Regions from separate parts of the Homo sapiens genome. Here all the other regions are linked to region 2. The links are chromatin loops, found by intact Hi-C in ENCODE. Cell type or tissue: Caco-2. All regions are shown on one strand. Links, peaks and the distances in the headings refer to the core of each region. The heading gives the core; the rest is flanking DNA.

Region 1 (10,282 bases), core at 3,277-8,276, 110 kb after region 2:
GTTAAAGTCTCCCATTATTAATGTGTGGGAGTCTATGTCTTTTTGCAGGTCTCTAAGGACTTGCTTTATGAATCTGGGTGCTCCTGTATTGGGTGCATATATATTTAGGATAGTTAGCTCTTCTTGTTGAATTGCTGCCTTTACCATTATGTAATGGCCTTCTTTGTCTCTTTTGGTCTTTGTTGGTTTAAAGTCTGTTTTATCAGAGACTAGGATTGCAACCCCTGCCTTTTTTTGTTTTCCATTTGCTTGGTAGATCTTCCTCCATTCTTTATTTTGAGTCTATATGTGTCTCTGCACATGAGATGGGTTTCCTGAATACAGCACACTGATGGATCTTGACTCTTTATCCAATTTTCCAGTCTGTGTCTTTTAATTGGAGCATTTACCCCATTTACATTTAAGGTTAATATTGTTATGTGTGAATTTGATCTTGTCATTATGATGTTAGCTGGTTATTTTGCTCATTAGTTGATGCAGTTTCTTCCTAGCCTCGACGGTCTTTATAATTTGGCATGTTTTTCCAGTGGCTGGTACTGGTTGTTCCTTCCTTTCCATGTTTAGTGCTTCCTTCAGGAGCTCTTGTAGGGGAGGCCTGGTGGTGTCAAAATCTCTCTGCATTTGCTTTTAGGTAAAGTATTTTATTTCTCCTTCACTTATGAAGCTTAGTTTGGCTGGATATGAAATTCTGGGGTGAAAATTCTTTTATTTAAGAACGTTGAATATTGCCCCCGCCTCCCCGCCTTCTGGCTTGTAGAGTTTCTGCCGAGAGATCAGCTGTTAGTCTGATGAGCTTCCCTTTCTGGATAACCCGAGCTTTCTCTGTGGCTGCCCTTAACATTTTTTCCTTCATTTCAACTTTGGTGAATCTGACAATTATGTGTCTTGGAGTTGCTCTTCTCGAGGAGTATCTTTGTGGCATTCTTTGTATTTCCTGAAGTTGAATGTTGGCCTGCCTTGCTAGGTTGGGGAATTTCTCCTGGATAATACCCTGCAGAGTGTTTTCCAACTTGGTTCCATTCTCCCTGTCACTTTCAGGTACACCAATCAGACGTAGATTTGGTCTTTCCACATAGTCCCATATTTCTTGGAGGCTTTATTCATTTCTTTTTATTCTTTTTTCTCTAAACTTCTCTTCTCTTGTCATTTCATTCATTTGGTCTTCCATCACTGATACCCTTTCTTCCAGTTGATCGAATCAGCTACTGAAGATTATGCATTCGTTACATAGTTCTTGTGCCATGGTTTTCAGCTCCATCAGGTCCTTTAAGGACTTCTCTGCATTGGTTATTCTAGTTAGCCATTCGTCTAACCTTTTTTCAAGGTTTTTAACTTCTTTGCCGTGGGTTCGAACTTCCTCCTTTAGCTCAGAGTAGTTTGATCATCTGAAGCCTTCTTCTCTCAACTCGTCAAAGTCATTCTCCATCTAGCTTTGTTCCGTTGTTGGTGAGGAGCTGCTTTCCTTTGGAGGAGGAGAGGGGCTCTGATTTTTAGAATTTTCAGTTTTTCTGCTCTGTTTTTTCCCCATCTTTGTGGTTTTATCTACCTTTGGTCTTTGATGATGGTGACGTACAGATGGGGTTTTGTTGTGGATGTCCTTTCTGTTTGTTAGTTTTCCTTCTAACAGTCAGGACCCTCAGCTGCAGGTCTGTTGGAATTTGATGAAGGTCCACTCCAGACCCTGTTTGCCTGGGTATCAGCAGCAGAGGCTGCAGAACAGCGAATATTGGTGAACAGCAAATGTTGATGCCCAACTGTTCCTCTGGAATTTTGTCTCAGAGGGGTACCTGGCTGTGTGAGGTGTCAGTCTGTCCCTACTGGGGGGTGCCTCCCAGGTAGGCTACTCAGGGGTCAGGGACCCACTTGAGGAGGCAGTCTGTCCGTACTCAGATCTCAAGCTCTGTGCTGGGAGAACCACTACTGTCTTCCAAGGTGTCAGAGGTTTCTGCTGCCTTTTGTTTGGCAATGCCCTGCCCGCAGAGGTGTAGTCTACAGAGGCAGGCAGGCCTCCTTGAGCTGCGGTCAGCTCCACCCAGTTCGAGCTTCCTGGCCACTTTGTTTACCTACTCAAGTCTCAGCAATGGCGGGTGCCCCTCCCCCAGCCTCACTGCTGCCTTTCAGTTTGATCTCAGACTGCTGTGCTAGCAATGAGCGAGGCTCCGTGGGTGTAGGACCTTCTGAGTCAGGCACGGGATATAATCTCCTGGTGTGCCATTTGCTAAGACCATCGGAAAAGCACAGTATTAGGGTGGGAGTGACCCAATTTTCCAGGTGCCGTCTGTCACCCCTTTCCTTGGCTAGGAAAGGGAATTCCCTGACCTCTTGCACTTCCCGGGTGCGCTGCACCCACTCTCCTGCACCCACTGTCTGACAAACCCCAGTGAGATGAACCCAGTACCTCAGTTGGAAATGCAGAAATCATCCATCTTCTGCATCACTCACACTGGGAGCTGTAGACTGGAGCTGTTCCTATTTGGCCATCTTGGAACCGCCTCCTAGATGTACCATACTTTTAATAATTCTGCTAAGTTGAAGAGAGACAGATATCTTGCTTATTTTTCCAATTAAATGAACTGAGAAGGGAGGTGTAAATTTATCTCATAGAAATAAAATTCTAGTACATAAGAGTTAATGTTCAAGGACATTTATTGCAGCACTATTTATAGTGGTAAAAAGTTATCATCAACTAGCATCCTCATAAGTTAAGAAATGCAGAAATATGTCCATATAATATAATCTCATGTGGTTGTTTTGATGCATTTGTATGGCACATTTTTTATAATTAATGAGCCAATGTTGGTATATTATTATTAGCTGAAGTCTATAGTTTAGTTTAGTACCACTAAACTAATGCAATATGTAAATAATAGGGTTGTATGGCTGTGTTTGTCAGGAGATTTGTAGGAAGTTCCTGTAGTTTCAGCTCAATTTTTCTGTAATTCTGAAATTGCTCTCAGAAATAAACTATATTCATTTAAAAATCACAAAGCAATAATATAAGGATGGTTGATGCCTATGTTCTGACTTGAAGATTTTTAATGCGTTGTTAAGTGAGAAAGCTGGTCAAAGATCAACATATATAAGTTGACTTGTAAAAACAATACGAAAGCACTCTGTATTTTTTATTGTGATTATATGAAAATGAAAAAATACACACCAGGCGATTGGCCTGTTTATTTGGATACAGATGAATGTTCGGGAGAGAGAGAAGAAAAAATGGCCTTTTAAAAATGGAAAAATACATGTTCTGTTATGCTAAACAGCAGTGAAATATACATACATATTTCTATTTTATCATTAAAACAAATGATAATAAATACAACAAATATAAAATTGAATCGCACCATTCTCTCTAATTATGGTAAACCTCTAAGCTCAGACTTTTAAAAGATTTTTTCTAAGCTCAGACATTTTAGATTTGTCCTTAAAAAAAAAACAAATGTGAAGGAAAGCTTCAGTGATATAGGAAAAAATCATTTATGTTTAAAAAGAACTTATGAAGACTGCATTTCAGGACCATATCACTACAGACTCAAAAATATATTTTAAAACTTGAAGTTACCACAGAGTTATCCACAGAGCTTGGATTTAATCAGTAATTTATGCAAATCACTTATTTTTTCTACATGATACTTGCAATCTGGGGGAGCTGCAAAGAAACTTGGTCTATGGGAAATTAATTTAATATGCTAGTGAAATATTTTTTTAAAGATACTAATTTTGCTAGACAAGACAGAGAATTATGAGGCAGAAGTTTTACTCTTCCCCAAGAAAAGTGAAGTAAAATAATAAGAAAATAAAATCTTCATTATTTTAAGTGGCTTATCATCTTCTTTATGCTAAATAAACATTTTTCAGTGTAAGTCTTAGAATGAAATATCAGTACTTGAGAGGACTTACTGTCATCACAGGGACCTTCCTCACCCTAACAGAGCAGTAGTTGCCTAGCCTGAAGGTTATAGGTGAGAACAATCACAAGGGGTAAGAGAGGATAATGTTTCCTGCTTCTGTTTACAGTCTCCAGCCCTAAAGTTTTACACACTGATCATGAGTCAATACTCCAACAGATTCTGCCACAAGGGATTATGAGGATGAGTTGATAAAGAGTGTTGGGAGATGAGATGGGTGCCAGTGGGAAGCAGATTCTTACAAATAGGGAAAGAAATAATCATTGGAGGGTAAGACAGAATTTGGAGCTGAATCATACCCCTCTCCCTACCTGAGATGTTTGTACATAAAATTTCATTTGATAGGCATTAAAATATTTTGTGATTGACAGAGCTGGTTTTCAACAATCATTGATAGAGCTCTTTTTTGCTTGGGTTAAAAGCAAAATTGACTTCCTAAAACTTTCTCATCTTTTCTCAGATTGGAATAATTGCCCACGTTGCCCTCAATTCAACAGCCCACAGAAACAGATGTGTTATAAGACAGGCAAAAATGTGTGCCTGCTGTTGGTAGTTTGCTCCAAAATAAAGAAGGTGCCAAACTCACAGGCAGTTACTTCTTCCAACCTCCCAAGTTGGGTGAGAAGGTAAAAAGGGTGGTCATAAATTTAACTTTCATGAATATTCCCTCATGGCAGATGAGAAGTGGGACCAGGATTCCCTCAACAGCAAGAGTGTAAAAACTTAGTGAGATGATAGTGTTAGTTATCATACATGTTACACTCTATAAACAAATAAGTAAACAGGAACAGGTAAGGATTTCTTTTTTTTTTTTTTTGAGACGGAATCTCACTCTGTCACTCAGGCTGGAGTGCAGTGGAGCAATCTTGGCTCACTGCAAGCTCTGCCTCCTGGGTTCACGCCATTCTCCTGCCTCAGCCTCCCTAGTAGCTGGGACTACAGGCGCCCACCACCATGCCCGGCTAATTTTTTGTATTTATAGTAAAGACGGGGTTTCACCATGTTAGTCAGGATGGTCTCGATCTCCTGACTTCGTGATCCTCCCGCCTCGGCCTCCCAAAGTGCTGGGATTACAGGCGTGAGCCACCGTGCCTGGCCAAGGATTTCTAATATAAAAGTAACTTTGTAAAACACTACATATTTTATATCACTTCAGCATTCTAATTCAGTATGATTCAGTTCATTGCAATTTAATGCTATTTATTAGCTACTTTTAAAAGTAACTTTTGTAAAACATTAAATATTTTATAACATTTCAGCATTCTAATTCAGTATGATTCAGTTCATTGCAATTTAATGCTATTTATCAGCTACCACAGCAGGCACTGAAGATTTAGAGGTGAATAGAACAGGCTCTCACCGCTGAAGGAATTTGTAACTTGTTTACCTTTTTTCAGTATAGTTACCAAATCATTTGAAAGAATTTTTTAAAAAATGTTTATCACCACTTTCAAGTTTTGAGTTTTCTTGGAGCCATACCCTGAAATGGCATGCAGGGGCATGAAGACAAGTCAAGTAGCAGCACAGGCCTAATACCAGCCTCCTCTCTGGAGCTCTGGAGTTAGCGCGGCCCCTAGAGTGTTGGGAAAGATTGGATCACAACTACCTCAATCAGTCATTGAATGTGGGCCTTCTTAGGAAAGACCTGTCCTTGGGTAAGCTGATGCTTCAGATGAGGCAGTCCTTGAAGTGGCTGACAGCGGCAGGCTGTCTGCTGGCCACATTCCCTGCAGCTGGCAGCACGACCTTTCTCAAAAGGGATCAAAGTGGTACATCTTCATGTTTATCAGAGTCTACACGTGCACTGCTTGGATCTAGTTACATATATGGGGAGAACTCCACTAGGCTTCTGATGCTACAGCCCGGTCTACTGGAGCTAACTTTGGGGCCACAACCAGTTGTCACAGGCTACCTCCTTCACCATCCATTCTAGATTTCCCTTATTTCAGGGAACACCGTTGCTGGTCTCAGTGGCTTACCCGTTGTCATGTCTTTACACAATATCCTTAAGAGGGTCTGAGCCCATGGTCACCATGGCTTCTCAGACTGTGATTGCTGCATTTGTCCATTTAATATCACAAAAGGGCAAGTTAGTAACAAGAGATGCCCAGTGTGAGACCAAACATAGTCCTCCTTGCCTCCAGCATGTAATAGCATCCCTATCTCCCTCCAGTGGTCAATCTTAATTACTGTCCAACATTCTAGCGCTTTTCACCTGCTGCTACCTGCCTAAAATACCTGGAGAACAGCCATAACTTACAGATGCATAGGGCTGTTTCTGTGTCTTCTGGATGAAATGTCCCCTCTTAGTAAGGACCATGAACTCTTTACTCTGGAGAGGCTATATTTGGGATGAGAAGCACAAATTCCCCAAGTGGGTAATTGTAAGTGAGAATAAGTGTGACCACTCCTGTTTCTACCTCTCTGTTACTGGACCCCTGTATTCTGGATGCAAAGCACCATGCAAAGTTCTGTGACTCAAATGTATACTGCATCTTAGAGTATGTAGACATCATCCCCAAAAAGAATTATATCTGAGCTGATGTTTCACCTATGCCTTCAGGAGGCTGTTCCAGAATGTGGTGAGACCAGTAGGTTCTGGATAGTCTGATATGTGATATGATCCATGAATCTCATGGCCACGGACCCCCACCCACATAGTCTTTGCTATAAAGTGGGCTTCTAGATTTGTGATGTTATGTGGGAAGGCATACTAGTAGATCAAACATGTTACAAGCCCTTGGGTAGTGGTGGTAGTTTGGATCCTATTAGCAGGAAAGAAAAACTCATACCCCAAATATTTATCTATTTCTATCAAACAAATATTTCTATCAAACAAAAATATTTCTATCAAAACAAATAGCCGGCCTGTGCACTAGTGAATAATGATGCAAGTTGGTTTCCTCAAGGAATGGTGGCATATTGTTGAGGGTTCAGCACTGTTTGTTGTTGGTAGGTTAGGTGTTCAGTGGTGGCAGTAGCTCTATCAACCTTGGTTCATCTTTACCACTGTGGCCATCTTTTGATGTGCTTATCGTGCCAGCACTGGGGTGGCCAATGAGAGATGCTGGCTGACATCAACTAGCCAAATCATTTTGTGTGCTTGTGATTTAGTGCCTTTATTGTGATGGTAAATCTCTTGTAGGAGCTAGCATATGACACAAAAAATATTCATCTTTAGCCCCTCCTCCAGTAGGTCTAGCAATATACTTCTACTTCAGTTATTTTTTCCTGGGTTTCCCAATCTTTCTCTGTTCCCAGCCCTTGACCAGCTAGCTAAATCATCTGCTATTGCCCATGAGTCCTCTCCTTGGATATGGTGTTTTTGGTTTGGTACCTGACCAGGTGTAGAAAGGAGAATTTTATAGGCTTCCACTTGACATTCCTCACTGTGACATCTCTCATGCCACAGGTTCTGATTCCAAAACAAGGGCTCTTTCAACTCCGTAGTATGTCTATGTCAATTATCATTCAGGTGTCAAATGAGAATCTGGGTGACACGCCTCTGTGTCCATCACAAACACCTAGTGAAATTATCTGAATTCAGTGAATATTATGCTAATTTGTAGAGGATTTATATTTTGACGCACATGTCCTATGGCCCTAATAAAGGTAATAAACTAAGTTTCTAAGGATTCCTCTTTGTGAATAATTTCTGATTTAACCTCTTCTCTCTTTTTTCTCTTTATCCATGCGATTAAAATTATCTTTACCCTTCTAGCAAATCTGTGCATTCATGATCCAGATCCTAAGTTAATAACACTGTTTTTTTTTTAAGACCAGTCATACATATTCCCTTGGCTCTAAATCTTTCAATAGCTCCATAGACTTTCAGAATATTAAACAAAGAATTAGTTGCACTAGATCAACCAAGAAAGTTTAAGTTTATGAACATTGGTACATAAATATTACATTTATGAGCATTGGCAGTGAAAAGAAGGGAAACATTAAGAAAAATTGAGAAATAAACTATGCAAGCTCTTATAACTAATGTGTGATGCACAAGGGAGAAAAGTTGTGAATGATGCTGAGATTTCTAGCTTGACTTCAATAGATTCTAATGTTGCGCTCCATGAAAGAGAATAAAACGTGTATAAAAGTTGTTTACTTATAGGTGTTAAGCTCTTTTCTTAGACTCTGATCTATCTGGTAAATGCACTAACACATCTTTGTACTCTTCACAGGATTTACTATAACATACTGTATGTAAAATGAGTCTCAAAAAAGTATTTGATTTATGTGTGGGTAAATGTGGACTATCAGAATCTTATCCACAGTGCTACAAATCTGCTGAGGTTACTGGAGCCAAGGAGAAACAAGTCAGAGTAAAAAAGCTTTTTCAAAAATCCTGATGTTTAGATACATGGGCAAGCAAGCCATGTTATATTACTAATATCAAGGCAAGCATTAGTATTTCCTCCCCTTATGCCTTCACATTCCCCAGAAGAGAATTTCTACTTTCTTTAAAGACTCTTTTTAATGTTTATGTGAATAAGTTGGTGGCCAGGTAAGGAAAAGAGAAACTTGTTCACCAGACCCATGAATTGTACTAGAAAAAATGTACATATCTCATGGGATTGTAAATTAAAGTGCAGACCTTTTTCCCTCAGTCGTCACCTACGTATAACTACTTGTATATCTCATGTGTGGTCAATCTTCTCCATTTTGTATTTGGAGACAAGGGAGCAAATGATAAAGGAGGATGACAAAATTCTAGCTAGAAATGATAGCAGACAAGAGCAGCGATTCTGAAAACTAAAGTGGAAAGCAACACAGAACCTCCTATTGGCATTGTTAGGACCCAACAGAGCATCCAGGGTTGTAGGGGATATCACATTAAGAACTTGTGAATAATGTGATATCCCCTATAACTGTCCAACTCGGAGTCTAGGCAGACTGGCTCTTCATTAGTGGGAACTGACAAGCCATTTGGCACTGAAAAGACATCAGAGAGGAAGAACAAAACCCTGCCTTGGGCAATGGCATCACTGAGGAGCACTAATTCACTTAGCCTGGGACTGCTAGATTTTTCTTTTGTTTGCACCAGCATATGGGCAATATTATTAGAATAGCTGTTTTGCTCTTCTGCGTCTGTTGCTAACACAAATAAAACCTTTCTGGTCACCTTATTTATACCTTCTGCTCACATGACAAAGATAATGATTTTCAGTCTTCTCAAGGCACATCTCATAGCAACACATGGTTGTTATTGTAAATAGGTTAGTTTAACTCTACTGGCTCACCAAGATGTGAAGTTCAGCTCATTGCCCACGCAAGCACAGCTACAGGCTTGGAACGAGATCTCAGGGAAGAAATGCATTGCAAAAAAGAAAATCCCTTAAATGGGATATATGAGGACAGAAGAAAGGGAATTAATTGGTACTGTGAAACTTAAAAATGGTAATAAATTATGATACAGCGTTGGCAACATTAATGCAAAAATAGTAATAATGAACAGCATTTCTGTTGTTGTTTTATAGTTTATTGAGCAGAAAAAATAAGGATTTTATATATTAAAAACAAATTGTTCACTGAGGAATACTCAAATTCTTTAAGTTAGTTAAGGGTTGAGCTAACCCTGAGACTTAATGATCCTTATAGTTTGCCTACTGCTTTTTTTTTTCCTATAAAGCAATTCTATCCCTTAAAATAAAAGCCAAGCCAAATAAATGTAAAAGATAACAATAGAAATGGAAATTCTCTCTATCTTATTAGGCCTGTGCTGCACATTTCTTTGCCTATGTTCATTAATAATATAAAAAGAGTGCATATGTCATGGTATCTGTCTAATACGAAGATCATCAAGCTCATGTCACCATTGGGCTAGAGGTCCGATTAATGCCAAAAACACAGAACACATAGAAAAGATCATCCGTGTGTAATTGTAACATCCTGGAAGCTGATGTGCTGTCTTCTCTGTAAAAATCTATTACATTTTGGGAGAAGGCGTCAGTATGAAAAATCATCCCGCCACCACTTACTTGACCAAGAGTTAAATGGAAGAAGAAACTTTGCTCCCTTGAGAAAAAATATTTACAACACACCAAACATTTTTTTTTATTAGACACAAAGTATCAAGCACAAAGGCATGGAAGGAAAAATCAGCAAGACATTGAATTATTCTCATTCTGCTGCCTCGCTATTCCGCCCCATTTTCTGTATTTCTCTTTCTTTGTTCCTTCTCCTTTTTCCTCCCCTGGCCTCTGCTGCCTACTCACCTTCCACCCCCTTCATTCCCTCCGCTATCTTCTCTTTTTGCCTATATCCTCCATCTCCTTCCTAAATTTCTGGGAAGGTGAAAGGAGCTATGTAGTATAATGGTTATATGTGTATGTAACGCCTATGTCTGCCTATTTTTAAGTTATTGTTTTTAA
Region 2 (10,282 bases), core at 2,208-7,207:
ATAGAGAAAGGTAATAAACTAAGAATGATTCTTTGAAAAGTCAATAAAATGTAGAAACTTCCAGCTAAATTGGTCAATTAAAAGAGGAGAGGAATAATCAATATTAGTAATGAAAAAATAAACATTACCACATGTTCTACTGACATTAAAAGGATAAGAAAAATGTCTTAAAAGACTTTATGCCAATTAATTCAACAACTTCGATAAAATGAATCATTTTTTTTAAAGAACAGCAACTACCAAAGCACACTGAAGAAGAAACAGATAACTTATTTAGAGAAATTGAATTTATAATCTATCTTTCTTACATAGGAAACTTCCAGATAGCTTCACTCATGAATTCTACCAAATATTTATGGAAGAAAATTATAAAATTCTACATTAACTGTTTTTTTTTTTCTTTTTCTTTTTCTTTTGAGACAGAGTCTCACTCTGTCACCCAGGCTGGAGTGCAGTGGTGCGATCTCGGCTCACTGCAAGCTCTGCCTCCCGGGTTCACGTCATTCTCCTGCCTCAGCCTCCCGAGTAGCTAGGACTACAGGCGCCTGCCACCACGCCCGACTAATTTTTTTGTATTTTTAGTAGAGACGGGGTTTCGCCGTGTTAGCCAGGATGGTCTCGATCTCCTGACTTCGTGATCCACCTGCCTCGGCCTCCCAAAGTGCTGGGATTACAGGCGTGAGCCACCGCGCCCGGCCTACATTAACTCTTAGAAAATTCAGAAGAGGAAATATTTCACAACTCATTTTATCAAGCAACACATTTCTAGAAAGAAAACTCCAGAATAATATCCCTCATAAACAGTCAAAATTGCTTAAGAAAATTTTGGCAAATTGAATCCAGTGAATAATAAAAAGTAATAATGCTTCATTACCAAGTGAGGCTCATGACAATAATACAATGTTGGCTTAACATTTGAAAATGAATCAATGTAACTCCCTAGATTGACTTACACAAAATACCAAACAATATGATTGATATAGAAGAAGCACTTGGCGAAATTCAGCTTACCTTATGATAAAAACTCTCAACAAACTAGGAATAAAATGAAATGTCATCAAATTATTAAAAGGCTATGTATTAAAATCATATAGTATTGAATGACTTAATATTTTCTACCTAACATTGGGAAAAAGGTAAGAATGGCCTTTTCACTATATCCATTGAATGTCATATTAGGGTAGCTAATACTAAATAAAGCAAGAAAAAGAAATGAAAGACATAGATATTGGAAGGAAAGAAAACTGTTTGCAGACAACAAGATCGGGTACATAGAAAACTCTAAGGAATCTACAAAAACTAATATACAACTAATAGGCACATTCAGCAATGTTGCAAGTTACAAAGTCAATATATAAAAATTAGTTGTAGTTTTACATATTTGCAATAAACAATTGAAAATAGAAGTAGAAATACCATTCATTATAGCATCAAAGAACAAGAGATACTACGGAATAAATTTAATAAAAAACATATCAGACATGGGCTGGGCGTGATGGCTCACGCCTGTAATCCCAGCACTTTGGGAGGCCGAGGCGGGTGGATCACGACGTCAGGAGATCGAGACCATCCTGGCTAACACGGCGAAACCCCGTGTCTACTAAATATACAAAAAAATTAGCCGGGCGTGGTGGCAGGCGCCTGTAGTCCCAGCTACTCGGGAGGCTGAGGCAGGAGAATGACGTGAACCCGGGAGGCGGAGCTTGCAGTGAGCCGAGATCGCGCCACTGCACTCCAGCCTGGTGACAGAAAGAGACTCTGTCTCGAAAAAAAAAAAAAAAAGGAAAAAAAATCACACATGGATAACAAAAACTACAAAATATTGCTAAGAGAAACTAAAGAAAGCCTGAACAAATGTATAGAAATATCATGTAATGAATAAGAACATGGAATACTGTTGAGCTTTAAATTTTCCTAAAATTGGTACATAGATTTAATGCAACCTCAATCAAAATTCCAGCAGCATTTTTTATAGAAATTGATATGATAACTCTCAAATTTACATGAACGTAAAATCTTGAAAAAACCCAAAACACAGTTGTAGGACATACAGTGCCTAATCCTAGGACTATAAAACTATAGTAATCTAGACTGTTTAAGAAAAGACTTATAGATCAAAGGGACAAAAATAGAGTTCAGAATTCAAACTTCACATATGTGTTCAATGACTTTTGACATAAATGTAAAAATAATACCATGGGGAAAGGAGAGTTTTTTTCAACAAAAATTGCTGCATCAGTTGTATATTTTTGTGTGAAATTTTTGAATCTCAAGCCTTATCTCACACTATACATCTAAATTAACTCAAGATAAATCGTAGTCCTAAACAGAAAATCCGAAGCTAAAAATATCATATCAGAAAAGATAGACACACAAATATTTGTGATCTTGGATTACAAAAATATTTCTGAGATAGGACACAAAGGAAAAAATAATAAATTTGACTTCATCAAAATTAAAAATTTGCTCTTAAAGAAACAATTAAGAAAATAGAAGGGAAAGCCATTGACTGGAAGAAAACTTTTGCAAAACGCATGTCTGATAAAGGATTTGTACTCAAAAACTCAATAGTAAGAAGATAATTGCAAAATAGGCAAAAGCTGTATCAATGTCAGGGAAGATGTAAGAACAGCAAATACGCAAGTGAAAAAATATTCAACATTATTAGTCATTAGAGTGATTAAAATCACCAGAGTTGAATAGATCAAGTATTTGCAAGAAGATGGGGCCATTGGAGCTCATCTTTGTTGGTGGGAATACAAAATAATACAATCAGTTTGGGAGTTTGTAATGATAAACATTGACTTTACCATCCAACCTAGCAACTCTCTGGCTGTTTATCCTAGCAACCCTTTTTCTAGGTATTTATCCCAGGGAAATGAAAACACGTGTCTGCACAAAGCCTTGTATGCATACTTACAGCAGCTTTATTCCCAGTAGCCAAAACCTAGAAGCAAGTCAAGTATCCATGAAATACTAATCCACAATAAAAACGAATGAACTGCTGCTATACAGAATAACATGGATGGATCTCAAAATTATTATGCTAAGTAACAGAATCCAGACACAGAAGACTACATCATGGTATGGTTTCCTTTACATAAAATTCTAAAATGAAAACCTATAGTGGCTAAAAGTTGATCAGTGGTCTTTAGGAGTTAGAGGTTACTAGGGTTTGGGAGTGGGGACAAGAGACGTATGAAAATGGGCACATAACACGTTAGGGTGATAGAAATATTCTGATTGTGACTATGGTTAACCAACTGTATACAGTTGTCAAACTTATAAAATTGTACCTTTAAAAATGATAAATTTTACTGCATGTAAATTATACATAAAAATCTAATTAATTTAAAAATAGCTAATAAAAAGTCTTTAATAATACTGTTGTAAGCCTATGTGGGACTCACTGCTACCTGTTGTATGAGTTACACAATTTTAACAATCTGCTCAGGTCACTGCTATTAGCTAGTAATTGTTATGTGCTTACTACATAGCAGGTACTGCTTTGAGTGATTTTACAGTTTTTGCTAATTTAATCTTACCAACAACCCTATGAAGGAAATAGTGTTATCTCTCTTTGACAGATAAGGAAAATGATTACAAAAATTTTAATTAACAGCTAGTAAGTGGAAAATGTATATTTTGAAAGAGGCATTAGAGACCAGATTCTTAACCACTATTATATATTGAGAGGTAAACATAGAAAATGTTACCTGTCAATATAATGCACTATGACTAATCTTAGGTGAAGGGTATATGCAAATAAGTTCACAAATTCAGGGAGGGGGAGGCTTGGCTTGGGAAGACCTTATTGGAAAAAGTAATTCTAGTTCTGAGTCTCACGAGATGGTAAGAATTTGAATTGTTAATTAGTGTTAAAAATGTGATGTCACTGAAAGTCACCTGACATTAGATAACACACTTTACTCCCCATCACACCAATTGTTTTATTCTTGGGCTCAATGATATAAATGATGTTAGTAATAAGGGATGAAGCACCATAGTCTCTTATAAGCAAAGGCTGTATCAATTTGTTAATTGTAATTTTGTGTGCTTTAAAATCAAAGATCATTCTTACATGAAGCTCTAAAATCTCTTATTAGATTCAACATTAAAAGCCATATTTAGAAAGAGTTTTTGAAAAATTGAAAGAAAACACTTCACACTTAAAAAAAAAAAAAGACTTAAAATGCAGTTCTCAATAATTCCAGCAGATGGCAATACAATCATTGTTAAAAAGTTAAGTTTTGCCATCAAAGTGGAAAAAAAGGGCAAATGAAAACAACCTATATCCTTTTTTATTTTGTTTTATTTTATTTTATTTCTTTTGATTTTTCTCCTCTGTGGTCAGCCCTTTTTGGTTGCTAAAACAATTCTATACCTAATGTTTTTAAAGCTACATAGCCTGCTAAGGACCTAATTATGACCTCCCTTAAATGCCAAGATAGAGATACTAATCTGTTTTTTTAGTATTTTTAAGTGTTAAGAACACTTAACATGAGTTTTACCCTTTTAACAAATTTTACAGTGTACTACACAGTATTGTTAACTAGAGGGATAATGTCGTAGACATATCTTTATTCTGTAGAGATAGATGGCTTTGAGTAAGGGATGACTTGGTCAAAATTGTTCGTTAGAAAAATAACTCTGACAGGGAAAGGACAAGTGGAAGGATGTAAAAGAGAGGAGTGTTTGTTAGAAAACAGGAAGAAGGCAAGGGGAAGATCCCGAAGAGTGGTAATGGGAAAACTATGGCTTAGATGAGGAAAATAACTGTAGACACAGAAGGGAAAGAACTGAGCAACTAATTGGATGTCAGACATTCAAAAGAACAAATAGCCAAAGATAACTCCAGTATTTTAATCTGGTTTAGGGGAAAGCTAACCAGAGTATAACAGGAGAAAGACTGAGCTTGGACCAAAGGGAGTATTTTCAGGTGCCCTTGTGCATCTACACAGATTTAACTTAGCAGTTGACAATTGGGTCTCCTGTTTAGATTAAGAAGTAAAATTTAAGAGAGACATAAACACAGAGTGGATATTTGTGGCCTTAGGAGTAGATAAGAAAGTCACAGAGAGATAAAGGCCAAAGTCCTAAGAAACGTCTAGATAACGCTTGCATTTAGGAGAAACCAATGATATGGTTAAGTTTAACAGAATTCTCAGGTGGCTGTAGTGTCTTAGGAGGCTGCAGAGAAGGATACGTGGAACAAGAGTAAGGAATATTTCAATAAGTTTGAGAAGATGATTGGAACAGAGGCCATTGGACTTTAAGAAAATTAATGGGGTAGAAAGCAGATTACCATGAGAAAGGAGTGGAGAGATTGTAAGAAAGTCTGAAATCTCTTTTTAAAAGTTTGATAGTCAAGGGAAGAGAAAGGAAGAAATCATTCCCTTCCAGTAGTTTGACTAGACAGCAGGAAAGGGGAAATCTTTTTTTTTTTTGAAACGGAGTCTTGCTCTGTCACCAGGCTGGAGTGCAGTGGCATGATCTCGGCTCATTGCAACCTCTGCCTCCCAGGTTAAAGCAATAACTCCTGCCTCAGCCTCCCCAGTAGCTGGGACTACAGGTGCGCCCCACCATGCCCAGCTAATTTTTGTATTTTTAGCAGAGACAGGGTTTCACTATGTTGGCCAGGAAGGTCTTGATTACTTGACCTTGTGATCCGCCTGCCTCGGCCTCCCAAAGCACTGGGATTACAGGCGTGAGCCACCGCACCCGGCCTGGAACGGGGAAATCTTTATACAACAGAGGGCCATGAGCATGATTGTGTCTGTGTGAAGGAGACATTTGAAATTATACTAAAGTTGTTTTCTTTTTTTTTTCTTAAATAACATGTAGATAATTTAATGAAATGGCATAGCTTCATTTAACAGAAGTTTTGTGGATTTAAGAAAAATTAGACATATAATTTTAAAGCATATTTTGCAACCTTTCTCATTATTCATTATTCATCCTGTGTCTGCTTGGCTCCTCTCTGCTGCTGATGTCTGAAGCTTTGGGACTATAAGAGTTAGTCATGCTAATTACATCTGTTCTCAGCATCCAAGATCTTCTGATATTGTGGCAAGTGATAAGTCTGAGGGGGCTGTTGTAGAGTCAACCAAGCATTAAAAATCATAGAAAGCTCTAAAGCCTATTGCTCTCTTATGATATGTGAGTATGTTTTCTTGTCAAGGCTTATAGAGAGCTTTTCATTCTATCCTTTCTGCTTTTTTTCCTTAAGGAAAAGAAAAATTAGCTTGCAATGCTGTATCTTGTTGGCAGAATTACCAAGGTATAGAATTTGCTGCTTGCTCCTAGAGCTTTGGTGTTGTGGTGTCATTTGTGTGCAAAGGAATCTGCAAAGGCTGCCAATTGAATCTGTCTAGGGAAAAAATTACATGACTTTGAGAAGCAAACAACCGAGTCTGTCATGAAATGTGATAAACATATGGGTTTCATTAAAAACTCATGGCAAGACAAAGTCTTCAAACACAGAGGAAAGTGGAGAAAAAACAGGAAGAAGGCAAGGGGAATCCCCAAGGAAATTGTATCTATTCTTTATTGCACAATTAAACAGCTTGTTTATATATGCCTAAACATCTATCTCTGTCTTTAATTCTTTGAAATCCTGTGCCATATCTGTCAATAGTTTCATCAAGTGAAAGATGAAATTAACCCCTACCTTCATGTATCCCCACTGACATGTTAGAAGGGCTGTAAATTCTGAGAGCTGCACAATACAAATTTTCATGCAAATCAAAACCCAATTACAGAGGAAGAGCAGGAATCAACTTTTTCTTAAATCTTTAACAATCAGGAATATAATTTTATAAACTGGAACTTATTGCTATTAGGCAGGACATGCCACTTGTTTGCTCCTTTTTATATTTTTACAGAACTGATTGATTGGATGGTAATCACATTATACATCTATTATCCTGATCATTGCTTTGGAAATCATAGGAAGTCAAACTCACAGGGAACATATTCTCAGAATAAACCTTCTTTCAATGAAGCTTGTTTGCTTTGTGGTTTCCTTGGGTTGGATTTTAAGATCCTCAAGGACAAAAAGTTGTTCTTATTCTTTTTTTTTTCTTTTTCGAGACAGAGTCGTGCTCTGTCGCCCAGGCTGGAGTGCAGTGGCACAATCTCAGCTCACTGCAAGCTCCGCCTCCCGGGTTCACACCATTCTCCTGCCTTGGCCTCCCGAGTAGCTGGGAGTACAGGCGCCCACCACCATGGCTGGCTAATTTTTGTATTTTTAGTAGAGACGGGGTTTCACCATATTGGCCAGGCTGGTCTCAAAATCCTGACCTTGTGATCTGCCCACCTCAGCCTCCCAAAGTATTCATTTCTTTTAAACCCTCTAAATCTTTTTATACGGTGTGTTAAAAAAATACTATCTGTTTAACACTTTTTAATTTTAGCAGTCACTTTGGTTTCCTAGCCAACAGCCATTCTCCACTTCAGTCCCAACAGAACCCTGATTGTGTTTGGTGACAAGGGACTATAGGGAGAGAGAGGAGTCCTCCCTTAGACCAAGGGATAAGTGCTTTAAACCAGTTTGGGCAATCCTATCCCCTCACCTATGGTTGGTTTGGAGTGGGACATGTATTGTAAGCCAGTTCTGGCCAATGAGATCTGAGGGGAGGTTTGTTGGGCCTTTGGGATATTTTTCTTCCTCTGCTGTAAAGAGGAAAACATAGAAGAAGTCCCTTCCCCAAACTACTTTTTAATACAATTGTGTGAGGACATCGTGTTTATAGCTGTGGCAAACTCAAGGGGAATCCAAAATAACTGTGGAAAGCTAACACAAACTGATGATACTGTTTAGCTACAGAATTCACCAATGCTGGAAATTACTTCTGGACCTCTGGTGACGAGAGATAATAAATGCCTTCATAATTTTGGATTCTTTGTACCTTGTAGCCGGAAACATTCTAACTGAGGCAGCAATTTAAAAAGGTTTCTCACATTATCTCCTTGGATTCTGCTAACAATTTTTTATTTTAGTCCACAGAAGACATTGAGACTCAAAATGTCTGAATGATATGACTGACGTGACACAACTCTTAGGTAGCAGACTTAACACTGAAATCATAATTTTGATGACCACTGCCATAAGCTTTTTAATGCACTTTTAATTTGTACAAGTCAGGACTAGGAAAGGGTGGCTGAAACGAGGGATGCTGCAATTTTGTGGAAATTTCCTTTGTTCCTCAGGCAGATTCTCCAAAATATTTATGTCTATTGAAGCCTGAACTGCTCCTAACACCTGTCAGAACTCAGAGCGCCCAGACCTCAAGATTTGTAAGGAAGTTCTTCTTCACATTTGTTCTTCTTCTTCCTTGCTTCCCCGATTCTTTCTGAAAGCGTGGTCTGTTCTTATTTCTAATAAAATGCACCTGTTCAGAGTTACTTGAGCGCTTAAACGTACCACAACCTCTCAGGAGAACACCTGCCCGTTCTCTCTCTGGTCTGTCTTAATAGGGCATGGCAAAATGTGATTCTCATTTCCACCTACATTTTCGTAGGATGGGGGTTAGCCTATTTACTTCACACTGGCTCAGACTTAGACCTCCTTAGAATCCATGGGTTCTGCCAGACTCATTCCCACGCTGTTTAGACTTCAGGAATGCCTACCATTAAAGCCCTGCCCCTCCGCCACCTCATAAACGATTACTGGGAGCAAATATGATTATTATTTCTTTTTTTTTAATTGTTACTTTTTTTATTATACTTTAAGTTCTAGGGTACATGTGCACAATGTGCAGGTTTGTTACATATGTATACTTTGTATCAACATGGATTCCTCAGGAAATGAAGCATGACAAGAACTTACAAGCTAGTGCTTTCATGAGGATGGGGGTGCAGTCTCAGGAAACCTAGAGTCAAAGACAGCAGATACATTACAGAACTGGCCATAGCTTTCCAATATACATGGCTGGTTGCTTATCTTGCAGAACATCTTTAGGAAAGTTGTACAGAACTCCTGTGCATCAGAATTGTCTATAGAGGAAGAAAAATGGTGAAACCACTTATCTGCTGGATTTTTCCTCATCTCAGGTCGTGCATGACTCCAAGTTCACTGGCTAAGGGAATGGCTTTCTTGCAGTTTCAGGTTGTATTCTGCTTGCCAGGAAGCCTTGAGGGGAACCAAAGGCTAAATGGATCCTGTAAGGCCAGAGCACGGTTGAACTTTCTCATCCTGGCAGTTGCTGCCACACATGAGATCTATGGGGGTGGCTCTGCTGGAGTTTGATACCTGTCTCTGGGGCTACTCTTGCTGGCTAGAAATCAAAGCAAGTGGTCAAGTGTCAGCGTGGGGGTGTTATGAGCCAAGTTCATTGGATATGAGTGATGCATAAACTGGGTTTAAATCCAATCTTTGTTCTAAACAGGCTGAAAATAGTTCTCTTCTTTTTAATTTTTTTAAAACAGTTGTTATACCTCAAAGATTTCTTTTGTCTTCATTTTGAAGGAGCTGAATCTCCCTCAGGGGTTGGTATCCTCATTCCTGCTTCACCAGGCTTCAGAGCCACAGGTAAATGGACCAGTGCTTATTTTCATGGATGAATAAATTCAGTAATTCCTATTATCCTAAGCATATACAAATTATAAAATCCTATTTTGTATTTTTACTGTGCAGAACATTCTTTCACTGCAGGTGAATGGATTATTTTTAAGAATTTTTTATCTTCTTGCTGTTGGTTAACTTGTGTTCCTACAACCATTACATTTGATTAGAGCGAAATACAAATCTCAAATGTGTTTTGTCTTGCACAATACGTTTTGTTGAATAGGCTGAATTTTTAATTTTCTCCATTGCTTTCATAAAACACAAGTAAACTGATGAGTTTAAATTATATAAATCCAACAAGGATATAAAGCACTAGATTAGTTCAAGGGGAAGGAGATGAGGTTGAAGAAGATACAATTCAGATTATAAAAAAATTATTTTAGTTCTGGGACAGACTTTTGAATTACATTGTTTCTTCTTAGCTAAATTTTCCTATGTTTGTGGAAACTTTTGATAAAAGATTTGCCTTCTTTCAGTGATAAGCCAACTTCCACCAATGGAATTTCTTCTCTGTAAAAAAATCTCTCAGCAATATATCTGGAAACTCATGTCTGAAAGGGCAGATCTGAAGACATAAAGCTGATATAATTCCTGATGTCAGCTTCAAATAATTGAGCTGCATTCCTGCTAGTGCTTGTCACCGACAAATACAATTTATCCAATGATTCTTAGTGAAAAGGATAACATTTGCTGTAAGAAGTCCAGGAATCCCAC
Region 3 (10,282 bases), core at 1,822-6,821, 140 kb after region 2:
AATTAGCAGCACCATAATGAACCCCACCTTTGAAGCACATTAAAACCCCTTGATCTTTTCCCACTAGAGTAATTCCTCAGTAAATTGCTTCATTGGTTTTGTTTCTTTGCCTGGAAGGAAATATACAATTCATTGTTCATGTTATTGATCACTGTAGTAGTCCTTGTATTTCCTCTAACAATTGTGTCTGTTCTTCTTCCATGTATTAACATGCTACATTGATTTTTCAGCACTTAAGATTTTATATTTTCATTTAAAATACAAATACAAGTATATGCCAAAATATAATTTTAATGCATTCTATTCTATATAACTAAAACATTCTAAAATTTTTCAACTTGAAAGGGGATTTTGTCACCTTTTGCTGGAAAGTTGTATAGTGGAGTTACTTCAGAGATTACATGTATTGCTAGCATCAAAATCATCTTTCAAGGGCTTAGGTACCAGACATCCTCATTTCATTAGATTCTCTTTATGTACTCTGTAGTTTTCATCTTCATGGCTTATCTGTATTATCCTAGTATTCCTACCTAAAGAATTTCTTCAATCTCTCTAACACATTAGAGATTGTTCTTGCAATCTGATTCTGTCGAGTCAATCATATTTCTTCCTTCCTTTAAGATCTGACCAAACACTCATCTCTAGCTAATTTTCTCTGATCAATTCCATTATTCTCTGATTTTGACTCATCTTTTAATATTAGCATAGTTAGATATATTGTTTTTGATGTATTGCTTTGTAGTTGTACTTTACCTTCTGGTTATCTTACAAGAATATTCCAAGTTTGCTGTTATTGTTCACAATAGCTCCAATATCTTTTGAAATCACTCACATCATCTATTAATAATAATAATGCATTTGTCCTTTTAAGCAAGGACAACCATTATAAGTCATCAGGGTTTTTCTTTTGGAGGGAACAGGTATCAATCCCTCCAGCTTTTAGAAGCTTCTTCATAGACACTTTACCAGAGGGACGCTGTAGTAAAAGCAAGTCGAAACCCGTATCTGTCAAATATCAAATAATTATTGGAAAGGAGACACAAAACCATAATACATCTTATTTTTTGTAAACTCAAGGAAGTCACTGATCTCTGTCCTCAGCCACTTTGGACCATCACATTGCAGGAATAAAATGTAAGAATCCAGGATAGTAGAATCTGTAATTCCCAGAGCTCTGTTTGTTTTGTTGTGGTTTTATCTCAGCTTTATTGAAATATAATTGAGAAATAAAAATTGTATAAATTTAAAGTGTACAAGGTGATATTTTAATATACATACACACTGTAAAGTGATTACCACAATCAAGCTAACATATTCATCACTCCACAGAGTTATATTTTTTTGTTTGTAGTGCTGAGAACCTTTAAGATCTATTTTTACCAAATTTCAAGTATCTAATGTTGCCACTGAAAGTAATGGCAAACTGCAATTACTTCTGCACCAGACTAATATTATTATTATTATTATTATTATTATTATTATTAACTATAGTTACCATGCTGTACATTTGATCTCCAGAATTTATTCATCTTATACTGAAAGCTTGTACTCTTTGACCAATCCCCCCTTTCCCTAATCCCCCAGCCCTTGGCAACCATCTCCAGTCTCTGTTTCTATGAGTTTCTCTTCAGATTCCACATGTAAGTGAGATCATGTGGTATTTGTCTTGCAGTGTCTGGCTTATTTCACTTAGGATAATGTCCTCTAAGTTCATCCATGGCAGGATTTCCTTCTCTTTTAAGGTTGAATAATATTTCATTGTATATAAACATAAATATAAATACACACACACCATTTTTTCTTTATCCATTCATTCATCAATGGACACAAGTTGTTTCCCTTTTGGCTATTGTGAATAAACTGCAGTGAAAATAGAAGTGAAGATATATTTTCAAGAACTGTTTTTAATTCCTTTGGATACATACTCAGCAGTGAGGTGGGATTGCTGGATCATATTGTAGCTCTATTTTTAATTTTTTGAGGAACCTGTATACTCTTTTTTATAATAGCTATAGCAATTTAGAATCCTATCAACAGTATAAGGGTTTCTTTTCTCCACATTCTTGCCAACACTTGTCATTTGGCTTTTTGATAATAGCCATCCTAAGAAGTGTGAGGTGATGCCTCATTGTGGTTTTGATTTGCATTTTCCTGATGATTAATGATGTTGAGCACAGCACTTTTTCATACATTATAAAGCTACAGTAATCAAAACTGTATGTTACTGTCACAAAAACCAACACATAAACCAACAGAATAGAATGGAGAGTTCAGAAATAAAGCCATGCATGGGTACAAAAGTACTAAGGATACACAAGGGGAAAGCATAGTCTCTTCAGTAAATGGTGCTTGGAAAACCAGATAACCATATGCAAGAGAATAAAATTGGATTCTTATCTTACACAATACACAAAGTTCAACTCAAAATAGCCTTATACATACATAATATCTGAAGTCGTAAATATCCTAGAGGAAAACACAAGAAAAGCTTCATGACATTAGTCTTGACAATGATTTTATGAATATGACCCTCAAAGCATAGGTAATGAAAAACAAATATAAACAAGTGGGTCTACATCAAACTACAAAGTGTTTGCACAGCACAGGAAACAAACAACAAAATGAAAAGGCAACCTACAGGATGGAAGAAAATATTTACAAACCATATATACAATACATGACTAATAGCCGAAATACGTAAGGAAGTCACGAAAATCAATAGAAAAACATGCGAACAAACACAAGCACCTAAATAAAAATGTGGGTGAAGGGCCTGAATAAACCTTTTTTTAAAGGTCACATGCAAATGACCAACAGATATCTGAAAAAGTGCTCAAAACCAAAGCTCTGTTTTGTCCAGTATCCCCACTCCTATCACAGAGAAATTTGTCACCTTACCTGACAAAAAAAATGAGATCATTTCATCAGCCTCAAAATAAAGGACCCAAGAATATATTCCCAACCAATGTGGGAAATCCCTGCTGGTAGAAGACCATCCAGCAAGTGACGTCATCACCAGAAAGGCATTAAGGGACACAGTTTAAATGTTGCAAAGGATTTTAAAAGAATCAGGAGTGAGATAACACTCAGAAATAATTTTTAGTTTTATTATGTAAGATAATATTACTTTGTCAATGTAAGAAAATATTTTTGTCTTTCAGAGTAGATGCTATATTTGGTTCTGCCTCCCACTCCCCCCACCACTATCCTACTTTATTTCACAGAGGAGTCATTTTGTGGCCTCACAAGAGAGTTGGCCAATTCTGCTGAAAGATTGGCATTGACATTTGCTTGTGGGAGTGCCTGAGGACAGAGAAACCTCCCAGCTTGCATGACTAGGTTGGATAACTTCTTCTTCCTGTTTGCCAATAAACATTATGTTTGGCAGAAAACGGTTAAAGATTTGCTCCTATTGCAGCAGGCTGCCTGTTAATGAGAGGGATGTAGTCTTCCCTTCCCATAGCTGGAGTCTTTTAACACATACTGAAAAAAGACTTCATAGCTTCTAAAGGATCAAATTGGCTTATGTCAGTTTATAACAATAGGATTTTATCATTGACTGGCCATACTGACCTAGTAGTAATAAGATACTTTTCTTCCCGAGCTGTCTCTGAAATAGTAGCTGCTTCATGAACATCTTGTCTGATGAATTATTTTCTTAAATGACTCTCTTTTCTCTCAAAATCTGAAGGTGTTCTAAAAATACTAGCAGTTTAATCCAAGGTCCATTTTGCAAGGACTCTCAGTCAGCATATTTTACAGAGAGAATGGCTGGTGGAGTCATTTTACTAGAAGACATGACATGGCTTGAATTCCCAAATCAGATCACTGCAGGCCAGGTAGCAGGTCTTCTCTTAGCACTTTTCTCTTCACCTTTCCATGCAGCAGAGGGCAGTAGTGAACTGTGCATTTTTCTATGCTTTATTTCCTTTTGAAACATAAGCCAAATACATACAAGAATAATAATACATTTAAAAAATAATATTTAAACTATTCCACATGTATAGTATTTTTGCTTCACTGAACAAACGAATTTACCTGGGCCACAATCCAATAGATAGTAGCTAATTTTAGACTTCAGACTTGTGCTTGTTTGGACAACTTAGAATTTGAGTATAATGTTATATTGCAACTAGTCGTTAACAAATCAGGTGTGAGAAGAAATTAGACATTTCAGTGTTTTCTGAGAAACACAATTTCCTTAAGGAAATGTTGTGGCATAAATGTATTTTAGCTATATTTTAGGCTTAAAACATTGTGTTCTTCAAGGAAAATATCAAATCTTTCACAAAATTCTATCTTCTTTAAAAGTCTTTTTAATAAATTAAATAAAAATGATGTTTATTGTCAAACAACTACATGTATGGAACTAAAAAATTAGAGTTATGCAGTAGGAAAAAAAGCCCTCTGACTCACTTTTTGGTACTCACTATTTCTGTTTACCTGGGCTAGTCAATTTTAGCTTTTTAAAAGTTTCTTATTTTCTGGTATTTACCTATGTATTTGAAAATATCATGTTTATCCTAATATTTCCTTATTTTTTGTCTTAAATGTCATCTGTTGTCTTCCTAGTAAATAAGATGAAAAGTTAGCTCTTTTATACTCCTCTCTAATATCTCCTCTCCATATTCTTCCAAAATATCATTTAAAATTATTCAATCTTGGACCTTGTGCTTCACTCGTAGTAGGCAATTATTAACTATATATCTACTTGCAGGATATTTGAACCACTGAAAGGGGTTTCCAATAAAGAAAAGGTTATTCACATATATTTTAAAACATATGGAATGCAGCTAAGGCTGTGTTTAAGGCAACCTACAGGATGGAAGGCAACCTACAGGATGGAAGGAAAATTTGGAACTCAATCTTTTTTATGTCAATTTTTCCAAAATTGATCTATGGCTTGAATACAATCTCAATCAAAATTCCATCTTTTTTTGAAAATTTGTGCACTTTCTATAATGCAGATCCAGTATACTTATGGTAATCTCAAAAGAGAACAAATGAAAGCTATACAGTACCAGATGTAAAGACCTGTTACAAAAGCACAGCAATTAAGACAATGTAAGATTAGTACAAGCACAATCATACCAATGAACTAAAATATAGAGCCCAGAGACAGTTCCATACATGATATATGAGATGATATGTGACAAAAGCATTGTCGCAGTTCTGCGAGTTAGAAAGATCTAGGTCAACTGGAAATCTATATGGGAAATATGTACTTTGACCTACGATATATGGGATAGGCAAAAATTAGGGGTATATCATATACCTAAATATAAAAAGAAAAACAATAATTCTTCCTGAAGAAAATAGGGGAAAATCTTTAAGACCTTTAAATAGTTGGTGTTTCATGAAGATCTTCTTAAACAAAGATTTCTCGAACAGTGTGAAAACTCACACCATACAAAAAAGATTATAAGTGAACTGCATTAAAATTAAGAATTTATTTTTATTCAAATACATTTTAACATTAAGTGTTAAAAAGCAAAGCATAGACTCATATTTGATAAATTGTATTCAGAATAAAGAGCTCCTACAAAACAATAATAATAAAAAGACTGACAATTGATTTTTTGTTTTTTGTTTTTTTGGTTTAGATGGAGTCTCACTCTGTCGCCAACCTGAGGCTCTCGGCTCACTGCCACCTCCACCTCCCGGGTTCAAGCGATTCTCCTGCTTCAGCCTCCCGAGTAGCTGGGACTACAGGCACGCACCACCACGCCCGGCTAATTTTTGTATTTTTAGTAGAGACGGGGTTTCACCATGTTGGCCAGGATGGTCTCCATCTCTTCACCTCGCTATCCACCCACCTTGGCCTCCCAAAGTGCTGGGATTACAGGTGTGAGCCACCGCGCCTCACCTGACAATTGATTTTTTTAGAAAACAGGCAAAGACTCCTCACAAGAGAGTGTATTCCAATGATCAATAAGGATAACAAAAGGGATGTGCAAATGGCTAGGTACAATTGATTAGAGAATTGCAAATTAAAGTACAGTGAAATACAGATACACGTCTATCACAAGAGCTGAAGTTAGAGACTGTCAATGCCAACAAGGATGTGGACCAGCCAAAGAAAGTGTAAATAGTAGGAGCAAAGAGCCAGCACTACCCTTAGGCTAGGATAGCTGAAAGACAAGACCTCCTGGAAGTCCATTGGAAGAGAAACCCAGCAACTGCCACCTAAGGCCCAGTAGGGAGGGAACTTTCCTCTGCTAGCCAGTCTGTACCTTCCATTAAACAAACTAAATTGGAAGCCAGAGGGCGCTGGGTGCAGCTGATGCAATCTATAAGGTCAGACTCCCATAGCACAGAACTGAGTGGAGGGATGTGGTGACTGATCTGGAGGGGTAAACAAAGAGCCAGCAAGACTGTTCAATCATTAGATAATTTGTTTGCTCTCTCTCTATCAATGTAGCTAGCTAACCTAGCTAGCTATTTATTTTTGCCTAGCTGTTTCTGTTTGTTTACTTTTTGGTGGGAAAGTTGCTGCATATGTAAAGAAAATCAAATGGCACAAAAGATTCAGAATGACAAGCAACTAACATTTGTATGCTTACATGTCAGGCCTTTGCTAAGCTTATTTACAGACTTCAGGGCTTCCTGCTCGAGGTACAGTATGATTAAATTTTGGAGGTGGGAAGAGGATATTAGCTAAAGGCAGTTGCATATGCTACAATAGTAACTTTTTAAAAAAGTTTCAAAGGCAAAATACTTTTACAGTGAATTTTATTAAAATTTGCATAATCAAAACTTACAAGGGAAGAGAGACAAGCATAGTCTAACACTATGATAGTTAATAGTTAAATTAATTTGACTAATGGTCCCATTAATTAATTTAATAGAGCAATACTTATTTGATCGGAGTATTTATCATTTGAACAGCTGGCAATGATTTGTTCATCTTATTTTCTTAAAGAAAACATCTGCAGAGGGAATGTTAAAATAATGACTACATTTTGCAATTGAAGGTTTTTGTGTTAAGTGCATGATTTTTCCCCTGGCACGAAAGACATGTAGTTCATGGTAGCAGATGGAATATACACTGCAAAAAAATACTTGTCATAATCTAACCACCAAAAATACATTACATTTTTAATATATTTAATATTATTTTCTTCCAACATATTTACAAACACAACTTTTTTAAGAATTATGTTTTATGTATACATACCTAGGAGTTATTTCAGGTTCAGTTCCAGACCACTACAATAAAGTGAATATTGCAATAAAGTGAGTCACACAAATGTTTTGGTTTCACAGTACATATAAAAGTTATGTTTACACTATCCTGTAGTCTAGTAAGTATGCAATAGCATTATGTGTAAAAAAATGTGGAAACCTTAAAAAATACTTTATTGCTAAAAAATGCTAATGATCATCTGAGCCTTGAGAGAGTTGTAATTTTTTTGCTGGTGAAGGTTCTTGCCTTGAGGTTCATGGATGCTGACTGATCAGAGTGATGGTTGCTAAAGGGTGGGGTGGCTGTGGCAATTTCTTAAAATAAGAGAACAATAAAGTTTGCCACAGTGATTGACTCTTCCTTTCACAAAAGATTTCTCTGTAGCATGCGATGCTGTTTGGTAGCATTTTTCCAAGAGTAGAACTTCTTCCAAAATTAGAGTCAATCCTCTCTAACCCTGTTGCTGCTTGATCAATTAAGTTTATATTATACATATATATGTGTGTATTTATACATATATATACACATAAATTTATGTCACATTCTAAATCCTTTCTTGTAATTTTAACAATGTTCAACTCGTCTTCACCAGGTATAGATTCCATCTCAAGAAACCATTTTCTTGGCTTATCCATAAAAAGAAGCTTCTCATCTTTCCAAATTTGATCATGAGCTTGTAGCAATTGTCACATCTTCAGGCTTCACTTAGAATTCTAGATCTCTTGCTGTTTCTCCTACCTCTGCAGTTACTTCTTCCTCTGAAGTCTTGAATTCCTCGGAGTCACCCATGAGGGTTGGAATCAACTTCTTCCAAACTCCTGTTAGTGATATTTTCACCTCTTCACATGAATCACAAATGTTAATGGCATCTAGACTGGTGAATCCTTTCCAGAGGTTTTGAATTTACTTTGCCCAGATCTATCAGAAGAATCACTATATATGGAAGCTATAGCCTTACAAATGTATTTCTTAAATAATGAAATTTGAAAGATGAAATTACTCCTTGATCTGTGGGCTGAAGAATGGATGTTGTGTTAGCAGACATGAAAACAACACTAATCTCCTTGTACATGTCTATCAGAGCTCTTGGGTGAATAGGTGCATTGTCAATGAGCAATAATATTTCAAAAAGAATTTTTCTTTCTTTTTTCTTTGGAGGAATATTTTCAGTTTGTTAAATAAAAATGTTTTTTAGAGTGATACTTTTCACATTACAAAAATAAACCAAAATGAAGAAAAGGTCACTGTAAAATGACGGAAAATGATCTGTAGATTTGCTTTTAGTATTTCAAATAGCCGACAATGCATGTCAGAAAATGAATGCAAGATCACAACAGTCTTGTATTTACTTTGTATTTGAAGAAGATAGTGAAGTGGCCACATTCTATTTTCTTTTAATTGCTATTAATATGGTTGATCTGATTGGCTCTTCGATGAATTTCATCCAAGAAGTTCTCCAGTTGTTCTATTAGCATTCGTTTTTAAAACCTTGATGCTTCTTTAATAACATTTTGTAAAAATATTAGTCTTGTTTGTAAACTGCCTTGCACATGCTTCAGTAAAGTGAAGATTCTTTCATATTTTCTCCCTGGCTTTCAGATCTCTTTCATTATTTGTGGTTTTAGTTCGATATTGACCTCTTCATGGCTTCTGCAATGGATCAATTTCTTTCCTTTGTTGAGTGAAGATGCTGGTATGTTCTCTTCAGCACATTGTTCTTTATCTCTTGGCTCCTCATGATTTTCTAAAAATCCACCAACAGTGAGGTCATTCGTTCCTAAATTGTCATGACCAGGAGCCTCCATATGATTGGTTGGCCCTTCCAGTAAACTGGCTGGAGAAGATGTTGAAAATTCAGTATCCATAGCATTTGGTGTAATGTCTGACGAAAGTTGGTCTGCAACATGATTTTCAACCACATCATGTATTATCGAATCATTAGTGGTTTCTGAAATTTTATGAAGAGGAAGAAGCTTAATAAGATCTGGCTGTGCTTGAGTTGTAGGTGCAGGTGGTCCTTTTCCCCCGATATGATTGTTTACAACAGGATTCTGCTGTCTGCCTCTTAGTAGTGGAGACATACACTGACGTCTTTTAGGGATCCCTTGCATATTTGATTCTCCAGGTCATTTATGTTTATTTTGAGGTCCAGCCACAAATTCATCTGCTTCATCTGTCATCATACCCTTTTTATCCAGCTTAAAGGAATTGCCAAATGTATGTAACCTTTGCGGCTGATCAGGATCAAGTTCTCTTAGTGGAGAAGGTAACTTGCTTGAGGTATTCCTGGTAGTTCCCCATTTGTGCTATAGGAACACTGCACTTGATCTTCGTCCTGTCCTTTAAGAAATCTGCGAGTGTGCTTCAAAAGATTAGATCTCATTCTTGTTAAGTGATCCAAAAGATTTCGTCTTGGAATGTCATAAGCATTTCTAAATGTCTGTGGCTTCAAATCCTTATTCAGCAAAGCAACGTGGAACCCAGCGTATTCCTTCATATTAAGGTCTAGCAGTCTGTGAGGGACATCTGAAATTCCCTGGAGGAGCTGTTGAAAATCTTTCCTATATGCCCTTGATAAACCATGTGATTGGCTCCAGACTTTTATTTCAGTTTCCTGTACTCCTTTTTTGCCTACAGATCCAATGACTCGATCAGATTCTATTTTGGCCTGTTGACTCAGTTTTTTGAGGTATGAAATGACACTGTAACTAAGTCCATATTCCATACTGTCTGCTATTAGGTTAGGTGCTCCCATCATACTAACAGCTTTCTTGAAGGGCCCGAGATAGTAGGGAGGCACGGTCTTCAAATAACTTTCAAATGACTGTCTCCACTTCAGTGTTGGTTTTGCTTTATGCACTTTAAGCAAGTCATCTAAGAGGGGAAGGACTGGGTAATTGTAAGGCATCACAAATACATTGACACAGTTCAGTGCCATACTGGCTTTCAAGTAACCAAAAGGATGACCAAGTTCACTGTATTTTGCACTATTGCTGACGTACACCTGCCAACATGTTTGAGGAGATTTCCTTTCCAGGATAAATTGAGTCAGTGATGAAGGTTCCAACTCGTATTTGTCAAAAGGAAGTTTATCAA

What was found. Peaks named below come from ENCODE experiments on the same cell type or tissue, not always from the same donor. Only the 100,000 strongest peaks of a DNase experiment are listed, where the experiment ranks them.
Region 1: a loop joins it to region 2, with 12 times the contacts of the local background. A loop is called at or near these places in 7 of 110 quality-filtered maps.
Region 3: a loop joins it to region 2, with 5 times the contacts of the local background. A loop is called at or near these places in 10 of 110 quality-filtered maps.

What each region holds. Positions count from the first base shown.
Region 1 is chr5:39,686,117-39,696,398 of GRCh38, forward strand. No RefSeq gene overlaps it. Among named protein-coding and RNA genes, the nearest start is that of LINC02104, 170 kb to the left of the region's middle. In Caco-2, for the core only: a CTCF peak has its summit at 6,044 (motif pointing left); no DNase peak of the experiment used is centred there.
Region 2 is chr5:39,574,861-39,585,142 of GRCh38, forward strand. No RefSeq gene overlaps it. Among named protein-coding and RNA genes, the nearest start is that of LINC02104, 60 kb to the left of the region's middle. In Caco-2, for the core only: a CTCF peak has its summit at 4,254 (motif pointing right); no DNase peak of the experiment used is centred there.
Region 3 is chr5:39,710,401-39,720,682 of GRCh38, forward strand. It overlaps the pseudogene INTS6P1. Among named protein-coding and RNA genes, the nearest start is that of LINC02104, 200 kb to the left of the region's middle. In Caco-2, for the core only: CTCF peaks have their summits at 3,879 (motif pointing right), 4,111 and 6,211; DNase peaks (open chromatin) are centred at 3,861 and 6,261.